2 separate regions of the Homo sapiens genome follow, and region 2 is linked to region 1. A link is a contact called in ENCODE Hi-C or POLR2A ChIA-PET data. All regions are on one chromosome and are shown on one strand. The core of a region is the stretch at or near the end of the contact, and the rest is flanking DNA. Distances in the headings are between cores, read along the strand shown. Region 1 holds the start of NAGA (alpha-N-acetylgalactosaminidase). Region 2 has its middle 30 kb from the start of TCF20.

The links. A loop is a pair of places that touch in the nucleus more often than their neighbours do. ChIA-PET counts read pairs that join two places held with the same protein, here RNA polymerase II (POLR2A). Pooled maps may share reads with other maps.
Region 2: a pooled map shows a loop between it and region 1 (2.7-fold over the local background). The contact joins the enhancer-like site here to the promoter of NAGA in region 1. A Hi-C loop is called at or near these places in 4 of 50 pooled maps. POLR2A ChIA-PET finds 5 or more read pairs at or near these places in 6 of 52 experiments (GM10248, MCF 10A, activated B cell and 3 more).

What each region holds. Positions count from the first base shown.
Region 1 is chr22:42,066,086-42,073,566 of GRCh38, forward strand. NAGA (alpha-N-acetylgalactosaminidase) reads right to left here and starts at 4,727. Exons shown (of 9, transcript NM_000262.3): 1 at 4,197-4,727; 2 at 2,354-2,489; 3 at 1,680-1,851; 4 at 1,028-1,205; 5 at 625-719. The coding sequence starts at 4,212. RefSeq lists enhancers at 22-891, 829-2,028, 892-1,762, 1,763-2,632, 4,988-5,037 and a silencer at 4,508-4,807.
Region 2 is chr22:42,296,846-42,304,326 of GRCh38, forward strand. It overlaps a transcript of TCF20 not described here. Among named protein-coding and RNA genes, the nearest start is that of TCF20, 30 kb to the left of the region's middle. RefSeq lists enhancers at 2,935-3,613, 3,473-3,702, 3,614-4,292, 4,293-4,971, 4,373-4,482 and 2 more. Within about 2 kb of position 3,491, at least 9 of the 41 ENCODE cell types and tissues checked have a DNase peak (open chromatin) inside an H3K27ac peak, as active enhancers do.

The DNA.
Region 1 (7,481 bases), core at 3,477-5,976:
GTCTCCCTTCTGTGCATGCTGGTGCCAGGAGCCTACCCTGCCTTCTCATGCCAGCTTGGGTCAAACCCAGGGTGTGGGCCCAGGCTGGTGCACCCACAAACAACCCTCCCTGACACCCACCCACCCCCATGTTCTCTCAGTGAGAAACTGCTGTCTGCTTTCTTCTCAGCTCCAGAGGCCTGAGCCCACCCTTTTTGGTGTCAAACATGCTAAGGGAGCCCTCATGAGCCCACAGGCTCCTCTGAGGCTTGGCCCCACCTGCCTGGCCTCCCCAGCCTTCTGGGTCTCCTCGCCTAATGGGCACCTCCTGGAATCCTGGGCACTGTGTGCCAGCACAGATGGCTCTCCTGCCTCTGATGCCAACTCCTTCAGCCCACTTCACAAGGGCCTCTTCTCTAAGGCCCGCCACTCCCTCCAACACACACACCTCTCTGGGCTGGCTGAGCCCACCTGCTCTTTGCGGCTACTTAATGTAGGTCTCTAGACACCTACAAATCACCATATGGGCACCTGTGGTGAGAGCAGCCCTGGCTCTGGAAGGCCCCGTCCCTGAAGCCTGGCACTCAGGAGGTAAGGAGGCCTGGGTGTGGGAAGCGCCATCAGGCAGGGGGCAGAATGGCTTACCCTTGGGGGGAGGCCGCCTTCATAGGCTGGCCAGCTGCAGGAGAAGGCGATGGGGCGGCCTGTGGCATTCAGGGCAGCAGCCATCTTGGGGTACCCTAGAGAAAGCCCAACCTGTTTCAGTCCTGAGGAAGTGCAGGAGGCAGTCTGGGGCCTTAGCCCAGACCTTTTCCCAACAGATGTGAAGAAACAAGCTCCAAACAGTAGGTGCCTCCCCACATACCCAGAGCCTCAAATGCTTCCAGGGTGGGCTATGCTGCCACTCATATTTAGGGAGCCTGGGAGCCACAATCCCCCTAACCCCTGGGTAGGGGGAATTGGGAAGCTCAGCCAGGTGGGCGCTGGGTGGGTCTCCATGGCCACCCTCCCCGTTTGCCTACGTGCCCCAGCCAGCTGCGTAACTCACCCTGGGCCCGCTCCTCGGGGGTGGAGAAGCAGCCATCCAGCTTGAGCATGTCTACCTTCCACTCGGCGAAGGTCTGAGCATCCTGGACCACCTTGTCCAGTGTGGTGCCTGGGTAACCCATGCAGGTGAAGTTGCCCATGTCCGCGTAGATACCCAACTTCAGGCCCAGGGAGTGAACCTGTGGGGGTTTGAGGACACAGTGGGCTCAAGCAGGACCCTCAAGGAGCCTCCTCAAGGCATATCTGACCCCGTCCCATTAAACCTCCAGTGGCTCCCACGGACCAAAGGAGATGGTCCCAGCATGCTGGCCCGGCCTCTGCCCATGATGGCCCACCTCTCCCCCAACACACACCTCCCAGCGGCTGTTTCTTGCCCCTAGGCCTTTGCTCCTGCCATCCTCTCTGCCTCCAATGCCATCTCTCTGGGCTCAGCTCAAGAAATGCCTCCTCCAGGGAACCTTCCTAGAATACCAGGCTGTGTGAGATGCCCTTTCTGGCTCTCACTCAACAGAATAGGCCAAAAGTCGGTGTTCATTTGTCTGTTTCCCCCACTAGACTGTGAGATCTCAATCATGTAAGTGAGCCCTAAGCGAGGTAGGGTGAAAGGAGTGGTCTAGCCCTGAGGCCAAGGGCAGGGCTGGGGTGCGGCTCACGTAGTCAGCCAGGAAAGGAATGCCATGAGGGAAGCGCTTGGGATCCGGCATCAGGCGGCCACTGGCATCGCGACCACCGATCCAGCAGTCATCAATGTTGAGGTATGTGTAGCCCATGTCCCGCCATCCATCCTGTGCCATCCGGTCAGCCATCTCCATGAAGAGCTGTTCACTAGTGAGGGGCAGAGGGATGGGGTAGCTCAGGGACCCAGCCCGGCCCTCACCCACACCCTGCCTCAGCTCTGATTGAATCTGGGCTATAAAAACCATGACCTTGCTGAGCCCTAAGCCAGGTATCAGTGTAAATGACCACCAGAGATTGTGCGATGAGCCATAAGCAAGCTGGCTTGAAAGGAGTGGCTGGCCCCAGGCTAAAAGGCAGGACTGGGTCAGGGGAAGTACAGGGGGCCTGGCCTGACCTTCTAAGAGTTATCTCAGGGGCTGGGTCCATGTAAGGTCCCTGCCTCGTGACCAGGTTGGGGCCTGAGAGTCCCTGCAGAGGCTCCAGACAGGTCATGGGGCTAGGTGTCAGACAGTCCGAGTGACTTCTGGCTGCAGTCTCTGGGATGGAGAACTCTGACCTTGCCCTCTTTTCTAGTGGACTCTCCACTTCCTGCCCCCGAATCTGCAGGGCCCTGGGCAAGGCTCATCAGGTGAGTGTGGACCTTACTCACCTTATGCAGTTCTTTGGGTCCTCATCACAGTTAATGTTGCAGCGGAAGCGTTCCCAGGCCAGCCAGCCCATGGGTGGTGTCTGCAGGAGCCCATTGTCCAGCATCAGCACCTGGGCCACATGTCCCAGCAAGAGCACTAGGGGGCAAGGGAGGAGGGGATGGTGACTATCAGTTGCCCCCACAGCTCCAGCCCTCATCCCACCCCATCTGTATGTTGCTCAGCCCTACAGAGGCTGCCTGCCTATATATAAGGGAAACTGGACTCCTGGGTTTAGGGTAGAATTGGCTCTTCCTGCAATGGCTGGCTCTTGCAAAGCAGTAAGTGGGAGGATGGTGCCTGGGCCAGGCAGTGGCTTGAGGTCTGGCCGTCACCACAGCATTGCTGGAATTAGCAAAACTAACACCTTATGTCCTAACCTTCCTATAACCCCCATCAGCTCCTCCCATCCCATATATAGAACTTAACAGTACAGATGCTCCTAGGCCTACCACGGAACTACGTTCTCATAAGCCCAGTGTAAGTTGAAAATATCACATCAGCCAGATGCAGTGGCTCATGCCTGTAATCCCAACGCTCTGGAAGGCCGAGGCGAGTGGATCACTTGAGGTCAGGCCAACATGGTGAAACCTTGTCTCTACTAAAAATTCAAAAACTTAGCCAGGCGTGGTGGCATGCGCTGTACTCGGGAGGCTGAGGCAAGAGGATCACTTGAACCCCAGAGGCGGAGGCTGCAGTGAGCTGAGATCGTGCCACTGAACTCTAGCCTGGGCTGTGACAGTGCGAGACCCCATCCCAAAATAATAAAAAAGAAAATATTATGTCAAAAATGTACTTAATACACCTAACCTGGCAAACATCATAGCTGAGCCTAGCCTACCTTAAAAATGTGGACAGGCCAGGCACGGTGGCTCACTCCTGTAATTCCAGCACTTTGGGAGGCCGAGGTGGGCGGATCACCGTAAGTCAGGGGTTCAAGACCAGCTTGGGCAATATGGTGAAACCCTGTCTCTACTAAAACTACAAAAAAATACCGGGGTGAGGTGGTGAGTGCCTGTAATCCCAGCTACTTAGGAGGCTGAGCAGGAGACTTGCTTGAACCTGGGAGATGGAGGTTGCAGTGAGCCGAGATCGCGCCACTCTACTCCACTCCAGCCTGGGTGACAGAGTGAGACTCCGTCTCAAAAAAAAAAAAAAAAAAAAAGTGCGACAACGCACATTAGCCTACAGCTGGCCAAAATCATCTAACACAAAGCCTATTTTATAATAAATTGTTGAATATTTCATGCAATTTACTGAATACTGAAACACAGGTTGTATACGTACTGTGGTTTCTACTGAATGTGCGTCGCTTTCACACCACAGTAAAGTTGAAAAATCGTTAAGTCGGGACCATTGGCCAGACTCCAGGTCTCCTGAGCCCCAGTCCAGAGCTCTTTGCTCTCTACCACAGACCCTCAAGAGGCCTCAGAGAGGCTTAAGAAGTAAGCCAGCCAGGATGGGCACCCAATCAGCTCACCTAAGTGAGACCTTTCCCCCTCGGGCCTCAGTTTCCTTATCTGTAATATGGAGTTACTGTAGGGACTGTACAGGCGGTTCTCCGCACATGCTGATATCCATCAGTTAGGGCCTCTGTGCTTGAGGGAGAGGAAGTGAGAAAGGAAGGGCCCCTTTGAAGGAGAAATGATTCCCGTATGGGGAAGCATCTCCTCCCTTCCTGCCCAGCTCTAAGTAAAAGAGAGAGGAACCTGTCTCTCCACATACCCACATTAGGGAAGAAGGGCCAAAGCACTCCTTGTAGCACTCACCCCTACCCTTCCAAGCCACCCCAGCCGGTGTAGGTACCTGTCTTCAGCAGCATCGCTCTGGACTCAGCTTCCGAGGACCTGACCAGATCTGGTCTGCGTGTATCAGCTGTATGTGTTGGGCTCTGGAAGCTAAGAAACGTCTGAAAAGCACTGGGGTCACGGCTGCCTGGCTAGCTCGGCCGCCCTCAACCTTAGGCGTGGATCGTACACTCGGTCCCCAAGTTGCCCGCCCCATCCCCAGCCATCACTTCCCGGAGCTTCAGTTCTTCCTTCAGAAATACGAAACAACGTGTCTTGGATGTCAGACCTCACACCCTCTGCAGTGCTGGGAGTCCCGAGGGCCTACGGGCCGCCTTCGGCCCCGCCCGGGCTCAGAAAAAGGCAGCCACTGGCTTAAGGTCACCAAGAAAGAGCGGAGGGGCGGGGCTGCGGCCAGGCTCCGGACTTCCAGCCGGGTCCGGGTTCCCGCCCTGGGCTCCCCAAAACCGCAGAGCCCCCTCCCACCGCACTTATCCTACCGAAGCGTTCAGACCTGCCGCCGCTTCTGACTCGAATCCGGTAACCTGATAAGTCCGAAGCGTTCCAGTGAGGGCGGGGCCTCACGAAGGCAACCCTTCGCGCAACCTATCAGAATCCCCCCTAGCAACGCTGTGCCCCGCCCATATGGGTCCGGCCTCCCAGCCTCCCTAAGCCCTTCCCCACTGGGCTCCCGCCCTGCGTGCTAGCGAGGCAGGCATTGGCAGAACGGACTCGGGGCTGTCCTTCGTGGCCCGGACCCCGCGAGGCCTGTCCTTCCACCTCTGTGGGGACCAAGAGGGCAAGGATCGTGCCAGGCTCACCGTGGGCGCTCAGTAAGCGGCCGTGCAGAGGACGGTTGAGGGCTTTGTGCAGAGGAAATGAGAGACTGCTCTGAAGCAAGGCCCGCCTAGTGAGCTGCTAGGAAAATGGAAGTCTGGGATTAATCGTCTCTACAAGGAGGGTGCGTGGGAGGCACCAAAGCAGGCGGTCACAGCTCCCGCAAAGGCAGCCGGCTCTCCTTCCCCGCCTGACGCTCAGGGACTACTCGCACAGACTGGGCTACTTCCTTCTTCATTCATTCATCAAGTATTTATTGAGAAACTGCTAAGTGCCAAATGCTTTGTTCTGGGCATTGTAGGGGCAGAAAGGTGTGATATTTTCCCTTACTCATCCCAAAGGTCACAGCGGACACTCCTACAAATAAAATATAGGTTAGCAAGAGAAAAGCATAATAGATTGATTTACTCAATGTTTTATGTGACTTGAGAGCCTTCAGGAATGAAGACACAAATACTCAGGGAAATCTTTATTTTTATGTCTCGGTTTGATGAAGAATGGACAGCCCTGGCCGGGTCTGGTGGCTCATGCCTGTAATCCCAGCACTTTGGAAGGCTGAGGCAGGGGGATCGCTTGAGGCCAGACATTTAAGGACAGTCTGGGCAACATAGTGAGACCCTGTCTCTACAAAAAATTAAAAAGCCAGGCAGGTGCCTGTGGTCCCAGCTACTCGGGAGGCTGAGGTGGGAGGATTGCTTGAGTCCAGGAGGTCGAGGTTGCAGTGAGCTGTGATTGTGTCACTGTACTCCAGCCCGGGCAACAGAAAAAAAAAAAAAGGAATAAGGAATGGACAACTGTGTATAAACGCGATTAGACAAAAGGGAATGATTTAATGTTAATAGCTGAGTGTGGAAACCCAGCAATGTCTGTTCAGATTCGGATTCTTCTTGTTCTCTCTGTGTGGCATTCCCTCCTGCTGGGAGGAGGGCAGGACCCCTTCTGGAATGAGAGTCTTATGACCTAGTATCAGGCAAGGTAGATCAGAGAATTCCTTTATGGCCAGGCCCGACACAGAAAGGTGGGGGATGTTTCCAGTAATATTTGTAGTTACTTTTTTTTCTTTTTTTTTTTCTTTTGAGACAGAGTCTCCCTCTGTCACCAGGCTGGAGTGCAGTGGCGCGATCTCTGCTCACTGCAACCTCCGCCGCCCAGGTTCAAGCGATTCTCCTGCCTCAGCCTCCCAAGTAGTTGGGACTACAGGCGCACGCCACCATGCCCAGCTAATTTTTGTATTTTTAGTAGAGATGGGGTTTCACCATGTTGGCCAGGATGGTCTTGATCTCTTGACCTCGTGATCCGCCCACCTCAGCCTCCCAAAGTGCTGGGATTACAGGCATGAGCCACTGTGCCCAGCCAATATTTGTAGTTGCTATAACTCACCTTAGGGAGGAGGATTTTTAGTTTCTATGGCCTGCCTTGCAGGAGAAAAACAGGAGAAAGAAGGGGGGCAGGAGAAGGTCAGAGAGATACTTTGCTTCTGAGGCTCTTCCAGTGTCCTTTGGTTCAAAGTACTCAGCATGCCCAAGTGCCATATTTTTAGGCATCGCTTTCTGAGCCCCAACAGCACCTTCACTCAGATGGCCACTGGGTGTCTCAAACATAACCCAGACCAAGCACCGGCCACTTTCCACATCTCAGATAATGACAACTCTCCTAGGTGCTCAAGCCAAAACTGTGCAGTCCTGCCTGCTCTTTCCCTCACTCCCCACATCCAACTCCTCAGCAAATCCTGTGTTCTCTACCTTCAACAGCCATTCTAATTCTGGCTGCCTCTCCCTCCCCGCTCTTGCCGCGTTTGTGACATCTCGCCTGGATAGTGGCAGCAGGCTCCTCACTGGTCTCCAGCCTCCACTGACATTGATTCTCACCACAGAAGCCAGAGTATGCCTTGAAATCGCTCAGGTCCCTCCTCACAGCCCTGTCTAGAGTAACAGCCCTCCCAGATTTACAGAGCCCCATCCCACCCCTTCTACCCCCACCTCCTACTGTCTGCCCCTCCCCAGGCCTCCCAGCCTCACTGGCCTTCTTGCAGGTCCTCAAGCACAACAGGCCTGAGGGCCACTGCGCTGACTGTTCCCTCTGCCTGGAATTGGCATGGCTGGCTCCCTCATTTCCTTCAAGTATTTGTCCAATGTTACTTTCTCAGTGAGGCCTACCCTGACCACTCTATTTGCAATTGCAACCTCCCTACTCCCACAATTTCCCATCTCCCTTACCCTCCTCTGTTTTTCCATGCCACTTATTATCTTCTAACACATTTATTATGGTGTACAGTATTAACTGAATAAAATTTAGTAGGGGAGACAGGCAATAAACAAGAAAATAAAAGCATGAGCATAGGAAAGTTTACTCTAGCAGTGAGTGCTCTGATGGAAATAACACCCCAGGGATGGGACAGAGACTGCAGGGCAGGTTGCTTTACAATGGTCCCAGAGGAGACCACTGAGCAGAGACTCAAATCTGTGTC
Region 2 (7,481 bases), core at 2,241-4,740, 230 kb after region 1:
AGAAAGCAGCACGAGGAGCAGGGGGAGATTTTCAAGTCAAATAACAGTAAAAACAGCAGCAACTACAGCTGACACTCAGCAAGCACTCACTCCATGCCAGGTGCTCCATGCACTCCGGCACTGACATCTCTCCAAAGGAAGGTGCTATAGTTAAACCCACTCTACAGATGTGGCAACTGAGTTCAGAGAGGTGCAGTAACCCACCCAGAACCACACAGCAAACTGGAGAAGTCAGTTTAAACTTGGGCCCCAGAACCTGTGTCCCAACCCCTATGCACTACTGGTTCAGGCAGGCCTCAGTGCCCATACCCACAATGGATGGCCCAGCTGGGCGACCTTGGGCAAGGAGGCTGCCCATCTGGAAAATGGGCATGATCAGAGAGGGCTACGCTGTAGAACTGACCAGGGGGCTGAAAAAAGAAAAACAGGTGAGGAGCTACTTCCTGTCCCCTGCCAGGCCTGAGCAGAGGTCAGACTCCCTAGCTGGCTTAAGGGTTGGTCATATTCATGGAGCGGCAAGAATGAGGAGTGGGTCCTCATTTGCATTAGACGGTAAATCTAAGGACACTGGTTGTGCCTTCTTTTTACCAGCAACAAGAACTCATCAGAGCCCCTCCCAACCTTCTCCCATCCCCCACTGCCTCCTGAGCACCCTCCAAGGGCACAGCTGGGTGAGCCCCATGGCTGGGCTGGAGGGGCCAGACACTGGGGAGGGGCAGTTCACAGGGTCAGCCATGAAAGCCCATGATCCCTGAGCCTCGAGCTCAGCCCCCAGGAGCTTCCCCTTCATAACCTCTTCTCCCAACCCAGACCAGGCAGACTTAGGAAATACTGGCCAGAGAGAATCTTGAGCCACACAATTCAGACAAATGTGTGTGGACTCCCCTCTTGCCCCACAAACCACAACAGAAGGCCTCGGGTCGCATCCCCCCACCAGCTGGGGCCCCTGTCAGGCAGGGCCCAGCATTCCTGGCTGATGGTGAGGAGATGAGACCCAGGGTGGAAGGAACACATGGAGGGTTCACAGCAGGGCTCCTCTCTGGCACCCATGCAGAGCAGGCAAGGATGAACATGTGCTGGTTTCAGGGCTGGGCCTGGGGGTGCAAAGGTGACCGCTCAGCCCAGCTGCTCACATCTGTACAAAGTGGTGGGGCTTTTCAGCATCTGTCTTCTCAATAGACTCAAAGCAAACCCATGGGAGAGAAGGCATCACCACTGTCTCCATTTCTCACATGTCCTGAGAGGGCCAGTGACTTGCCCAAAGTCACACAGCTGATCAGGGCACAAATCCCAGGGCCCTGGTGCTCCTATCACCAGATTCCCTAGCCCGGAGGAGGGCTGAGCCCTCAGCCAGAGCCAAGGCTCAGCTTCCAGCGACTCATCCAAGAACTGAGATGGAGCAGGGGATGAGTGAGGACAGGCAGGGTTTGACATCAGCGGAGGTGCTCCTGGAGAGAGGGTAGGTGAAGGTGGGCACATGGGCGATTGACCCAAAGGGCCGACTGTTGTTGGGGCACCCATTGGGTGTGGAAGGCGACAGCAGCTGCTGCTGAGAAGTTATTCTAGGGAGACAGGAGTAGTGTCACTATGGTTTCAAGGAGGAAAACAAGGCACATGCCGGGGTGGTGACTCCAGGGCCGAAGCCTCCTTGGCTATCACTGAAGACCATCCTGCCCAGAACCCCGAAGCAGAAGGCCTGGGTCCCAGCCCTGCTGTCAAGTCTCGGCACTTCCCTGAGCCTGGGCTCTTCATCTTTGCACGGATGGTGCTGGGGGAGGGGGCAGTGGGACAGGCAACACTCTCACATCCCCTGTGGATAGCTGGGCACATAGTAGGCCTACCAGCTGGCATGGTCGCAAGTTTGCCCTAATTTCATCTATCTCTGCACTTGCCTTTTGTGGGGACACCCACCTAGATGACAAATTTGACCAAAGAAACCACAGCAGGGATGGGCCAGAGCCTGGAGGCCAGAGCAGCAGGCAGTCCCCTCCCCACCAGGCCTTCCCCAGGACAGTCCAGAACCAGCGTGCCCAATGCCCCGGCCTCCAGGAGCCATCCCTGCCTCAAGTCGGGGGAGGACGAGAGGGCCCAGGGCAGGGAGGGGCCGGGCACCACGGCCAGCACAGAGGAGGCACCCACTGGTGTGTCCTCAGCCTTAGAAGCTGTGGACCAACTGAAACAGAGAATAACCATGGCAGTGATGGGTGGGCTCCAAGGGTTCCCACACCCACCGCCTGCCCAGACCCCTGCTGTGGAGGGGAACGGAGACCTGGAGGGGTACCCCCAAAAATCTGGACTTGGCCCTGCAGGCTTCTCTGGCCTTTAGAAGGCACGGGAGGATGGGGGCAAGGGGGCGGTAGGCAGACAGCAAGAGCAACCAGTGAGCCCAGAGGACAATCACAGGGAGGACGGCGGCAAGGAGGTGAGGCCATGTCTGGCTGGGGGTGCAGGAACTGAGGGTCCTTCCCAGCCCCTCTCCCCACATCCAGCCCCCTGCTCTGGCACTCTCTCCATCTGCCTCTCACACAGTCCTTACCTTGCTCTCCCTCCCCATGGACTCTCTCTCCCATCTCCCCTCCCCACTCCTAGCCAACCTCCAATGCCCTGGGGCCTCAATTTCCCCCAGGACAAAGGGGCCTCAAGGCCTCATGAACAGAACATGCTGGCAGTGGTGGGTCACCCAGGAACCCCGAGGAACTGGAATGGGGGTGGAGGGGAATCACATGTCCCACTGGTCACCAGTCCCTCTTGCCTTTCTGTCCCAGCTAGCAGCTCTCCAACCTCTGTACCTCTCCCCGAACGCAGGCCCCCCTGCCCGCACCCCAACACTTCAAGACCTCCTAGGAGTGACCTGGCTGGGGTCTCTCTAGGTCAGGTAATTAATAGCAGGAGGGAAGTGCAATTAGCAGGTACCTGGAGTGGGGTCGGTAAGAGAGAATAGCAGAGGAGGAGGAAGTGGTGGGGATGGGGGAGGGGAAGAGAGAAGGGGGAGAAGGAAGCGGAGGGGAGGAGGGAGGAGGGAAAAGACAGAAAGGGGTAGAAGGGAAGCTTGGAGCGGGTGGAGGAGGAGGGGGAAAGGGAGCAGAGGAAGAAAGGAGAGGAGGGGAAGGAAGGGCGGGGAGGGGGAGGGGGAGGGGCGCGCTGAAATCACCCGCAACATCAAAGCCTTCCCCAGCCGCAAAGCAGTCACGTGCAGCCTGGTTCCTTTCGTTCCTTCGTTCCTTCGCTGGTAGAAGCCGCTGGGCCTGGGGCTGCTGAAGGAATTTTAAAACGAGGCAGATTGTCTGGAATATCAGGGGGTTAGGGGAATGCGGTTTTATCTCAAGGCAGGGTAAGGGGAGGCAGGTTTTGAAACCTGTTCCCCCAAGGAGAGCGGCAGGGCTTTGGGGCCTCTGCTAGGAGGCTGGGCAGGTGGCCAAGAGTGAAGACCACCCAGCTACTCCTGCCGGTGAGAGCTCGTGGCTGGGCCAGCCCAGATATCAACAGAAGCCAGAAATCTAGATTTGTATGTGAAAACTTCCCTGTTTTAATTTTGGCTCAAACTAAAAAAAAAAAGAAAAAAAGCGCCACATGGGCCAAATAGAGCATGTCCTGACTGGGGCCCAGAACCTCGGTCACCTCCCACTTCTGATGGTGGGCAGCAACGCTTTTGTTTCCCAGGGGGCACTGAGGCCCAGGAAGGGAAAGGCACTTGTTCAGGGACACACACAGTGAGTGCTCAAGGGGTGCGGGCTAAGACTTGGGGTCTCAGGACTCCCATGCCTGAAGCCTCCTGCGGTCAGCAGCCCAAGGGGCAGGGCTGTGGCTGCTGGGAAAGGGAAGTATAGGGAGGTTAGTGGCAGGGGAGGGTCTCAGAAAACCCCTCGTCCAGCCCAGGGCCAACACACTCAGCCCCACTCATCACCCTGATGACTAACCCAGGCCTGCCTCTCTGCCTTTGCCTCTGCTCAGCCCATCCTCCCTATCCACTCCTGACATTCCCTCCTCCCCCTGCCAAGACCTGGGCAGCTTCCCCTCCCCCGAGCCCCACCTGCAGAATGCACCATGCATTCAACCATTCATTCTTCTGTTGCTCCCCAAGGCCCTGAGTCAGCCTTAACCCCACCTTCAGAGGCCAGGACAGGGGAGGGTGTTTAGGATAGAGAGGTGTGGCCTCCAAGGAGGAAGCAGCTACCTCTGTAGGGTGGCGGTAGGGGAGTCTCCCCAAAGGAAGGTCCTAGGGCAGAGCATGGCATCTGCACTTACCAGGGTGGAGGTGTAAATGGCTGCTGGAAGCCAGAGGCAAGGCTGGGAGGAGGTGGATGTGGGGGTTCAGAAATGCGGAAGTTTATCTTGCGGGCACTAGGGAGCCGTTGGAGGTGTGTAAGCAGGAGAGAGGTCGGCTCAGATCTTCACTATGGGGCTGTCAGGACAAGGCGAGGATGGAGTCATTCATAGGTTCAACAAGTGTTTGCTGAGCACTTACTCTGTGCCACGCCCCAGGGAGACAGAGGAGAGCCAGACAGACAAGGCGTGCACCTTGGGGAGACAGACGTGACCACACAACCACCACCACAGGGTGAGGGGGCTATGGTGGGGGCTGGACTGGGTAAGGCACGTGGCCTGGTCCCTCCAAAGAGGAATCCACCTGCAAGGTGAGGACAGGAGGGGACACTGTTCCCAGCCAAGGAGGTGGCATGCACACAGGCCCAGAGGTGGAGAAAGCAGGGCTTCCTAAGTCAAAGTGATTCGACAGGCGGAGGTGTCTGCAAGAGCCATGCCAAAGGTGACAGAGCTCCCTGGCGTAGCTCCAGGGCAATGGAAACCTTTGGGAGGGGTCTGGGAGCAGCAAGGGAGGGAAGGTGGGAAGCAATGTTTGCAGGCTGGGGAGACCTGGCTGCGTCCCTTGGCTCCCTGAAGTCTGTCGTGGGGAACAGGGGACTCCCTTTCTCACTGCCAGCGGGCAAAACCCGAGCAGATGGGCAGCCATTCCCCTGGTAGATTTCAGTTCTCCGAGGAGGAGCACTCCAGTGCACAGCCGCTTGGCTGGACGGCCACGGGGGCTGGTGTGAGCAAGACTCAGGGCCGGCAGGCCTGGATTCCGGGCCCAGGGCTCGCAAGTACAGCTGGACGACCTCAGGCAGGTCCCTCAACCTAAGCCCCCAGAGGAAAGGCCTCTTGGAGGAGCTGGGAGAGAACCCCCTGATGGGTCTGCATGGCACAGACCCACCTCTTAGCCCAGAGCAAGAGCCGGCAAAGGAGGGACAGCTAATGGGACAGGAGGCAAAGGGGCCAGTCTGGGAGAGCTGAGGGGCCCCTCACTGGGCAGGTGCCTTGATGCTGCCTTAAGGGCACTATCGGGTGTTGAGTCCCCTTCTCCAGATGGGGAAACTGAGACCGGGGCTCCCACAACAGTCAGGACTGACACTAGATGGCACTCAGGCTGGTGGTGGCTGCAGCTGGGGGTCTCTAGGACAAAAGAGACGGTCTCTGTGGGGACCCATAGAGTGGGCAGCCTTCTCTCTCAATTCCAGCCATGGACAGCAAAGGGCGGGGGCTGAGCGTACAGAGGCAGCCTTGGTGGGGGAGGTGAGAGGCACGTTCCTCTACCCTCAAAGAGCTCCCACCCCACCCACTGGCCTCCAAGCCATGCAGGGAGGCCACTAGCCATGCCCCTTTCACAGAGGAAGAAACCAAGGCCAGGAGAGGAGGCTTTGCCAAGGTCACCAGCCAGTGGAAGGCAAAGACAGAGACCGGCCTCTTTCATCCCTGTCCTTGCTTGGTGGGATTCCTGGATGTCTCACATGGTGGGGCCAGGGCAGGGAGAAGGAGGAAAGAAAGAAGGAAGAACAGAAACAGGCACTGGCCATGACCCTGCCCTGCAGGACTTATCCAGAACCCCCCACCCACTACACTCAAATCACAGACCACCCAGCACCTCCCATCCTGTAGTTCCGGAACAATTTCTTTACCCAAATGTGTGCCCCACGCCTGGGTGCAACTTCAGGCTGGGACCCCGTCAGGTTCAACCAGAGCCTCCAGCCCTGGCACACGGCACGGGTTTAATAGATGCTGGGGTGACTATTCATGGAAACCACCACCACAGCCATTTATTGTTTTTTTGAGACAGAGCCTCGCTCTGTTGCCCAGGCTGGAGTGCAGTGGCACAATCTCCGCTCACTGCAACCTCCGCCTCCCGGGTTCAAGCAATCCTCCTGCCTCAGCCTCCCAGGTAGCTGGGATTACGGGTGCCCAACACAACGCTCGGATAATTTTTGTATTTTTAGTAGCGACGGGGTTTCACCATGTTGGCCAGGCTGGTCTCAAACTCCTGACCTCATGTGATCTACCTGCCTTGGCCTTCCAAAGTGCTGGGATTACAGGCGTGAGCCACCATGCCAGGCCAAGCAACCATCTACTGGATGTCCCCTTGTGCCAGGTTCTGCCATGCATCATCTTATTTAGTCTTCACCACGCGTACCGAGGAGCTGAGGGGTATCCACACTATCGTGCAGAGGAGACCGAGGCTCAGAGAGGTCCGGCTCAGGCCCTTGCCCCAGATCAGACAGAAACGGCTCATCCTAGTGGACACTCCGAGCGTTCGCTCGGTGCAGGGCAGGGATCCAGGCACTCTGCAGTCGAGCTCTGTAACCTGCACAACACCCCATGGGCAGCTATTACACCGTTTTCCAGCCGAGGGCATGAGTATGCAGAGAACTGAAGTAACTTGCCTGATAAGCACATGAACTGGGAATGGATTCTGGACTGTCTGGCCTCACCTTTAACTATCTCCTCCCATGATGGCCAGCCAGGTGAAGGAGCCACACTCCCACCCTCAGCTGTGCCCTGCCCACACATTCACCAGGGGACCCTTGCGGATTAGAGGAGATGGGTCTGCGGATGGCAGGGGAGTGCACTGCTTGGAAAACGCTCAGGCCAAAGGGAGGAGGAAGAGGACTGGGGGAGAAGAGGAAGCATAGAGGTGAGAGGAGGAGGGGCAGGGAGCTAGGGACAGGGAGGGAGGGAGAGGGGAATGTGGAGAGGAGGGGAGCGGGGAAAGAAAAGGGGGAGAGGGGAGAGAGAGAAGAGAGAATGGAGAAAGGGGAAGGGGAGGCAGGAGAAAGAGTGAAGAGGGGCCACTCTCTCCCAGGTGCCTGGCAGACCATACTCCAGTCTAGCTGTGCCCGGGAAGGTCTGCCCCACCCCCCTGCCGCAAGAACATCAAAGCTAGGTCCCAGCCAGCCCAAAGGTAGCGTCCTTTGAGGTTTGGCGGTGATGGGGCCATATTTCAGGCTGATATGAAGCAGGCTGTGCCCCACCCCCTCCCACTGGGAGATCCCCATCTGGGCTGTCTACTTAATACCCCATTAAGGGAGAAAATATACAGCCAGAAGCACCCCCGCCCCGCCTTAGCTGCCCGTTCCACGGAAAAGATCAAAGCTGTGCTAGATTCCCGCCTAGAAATTCCATAAATAGAGCACAGATTGGAGGAGAGGCAGGTA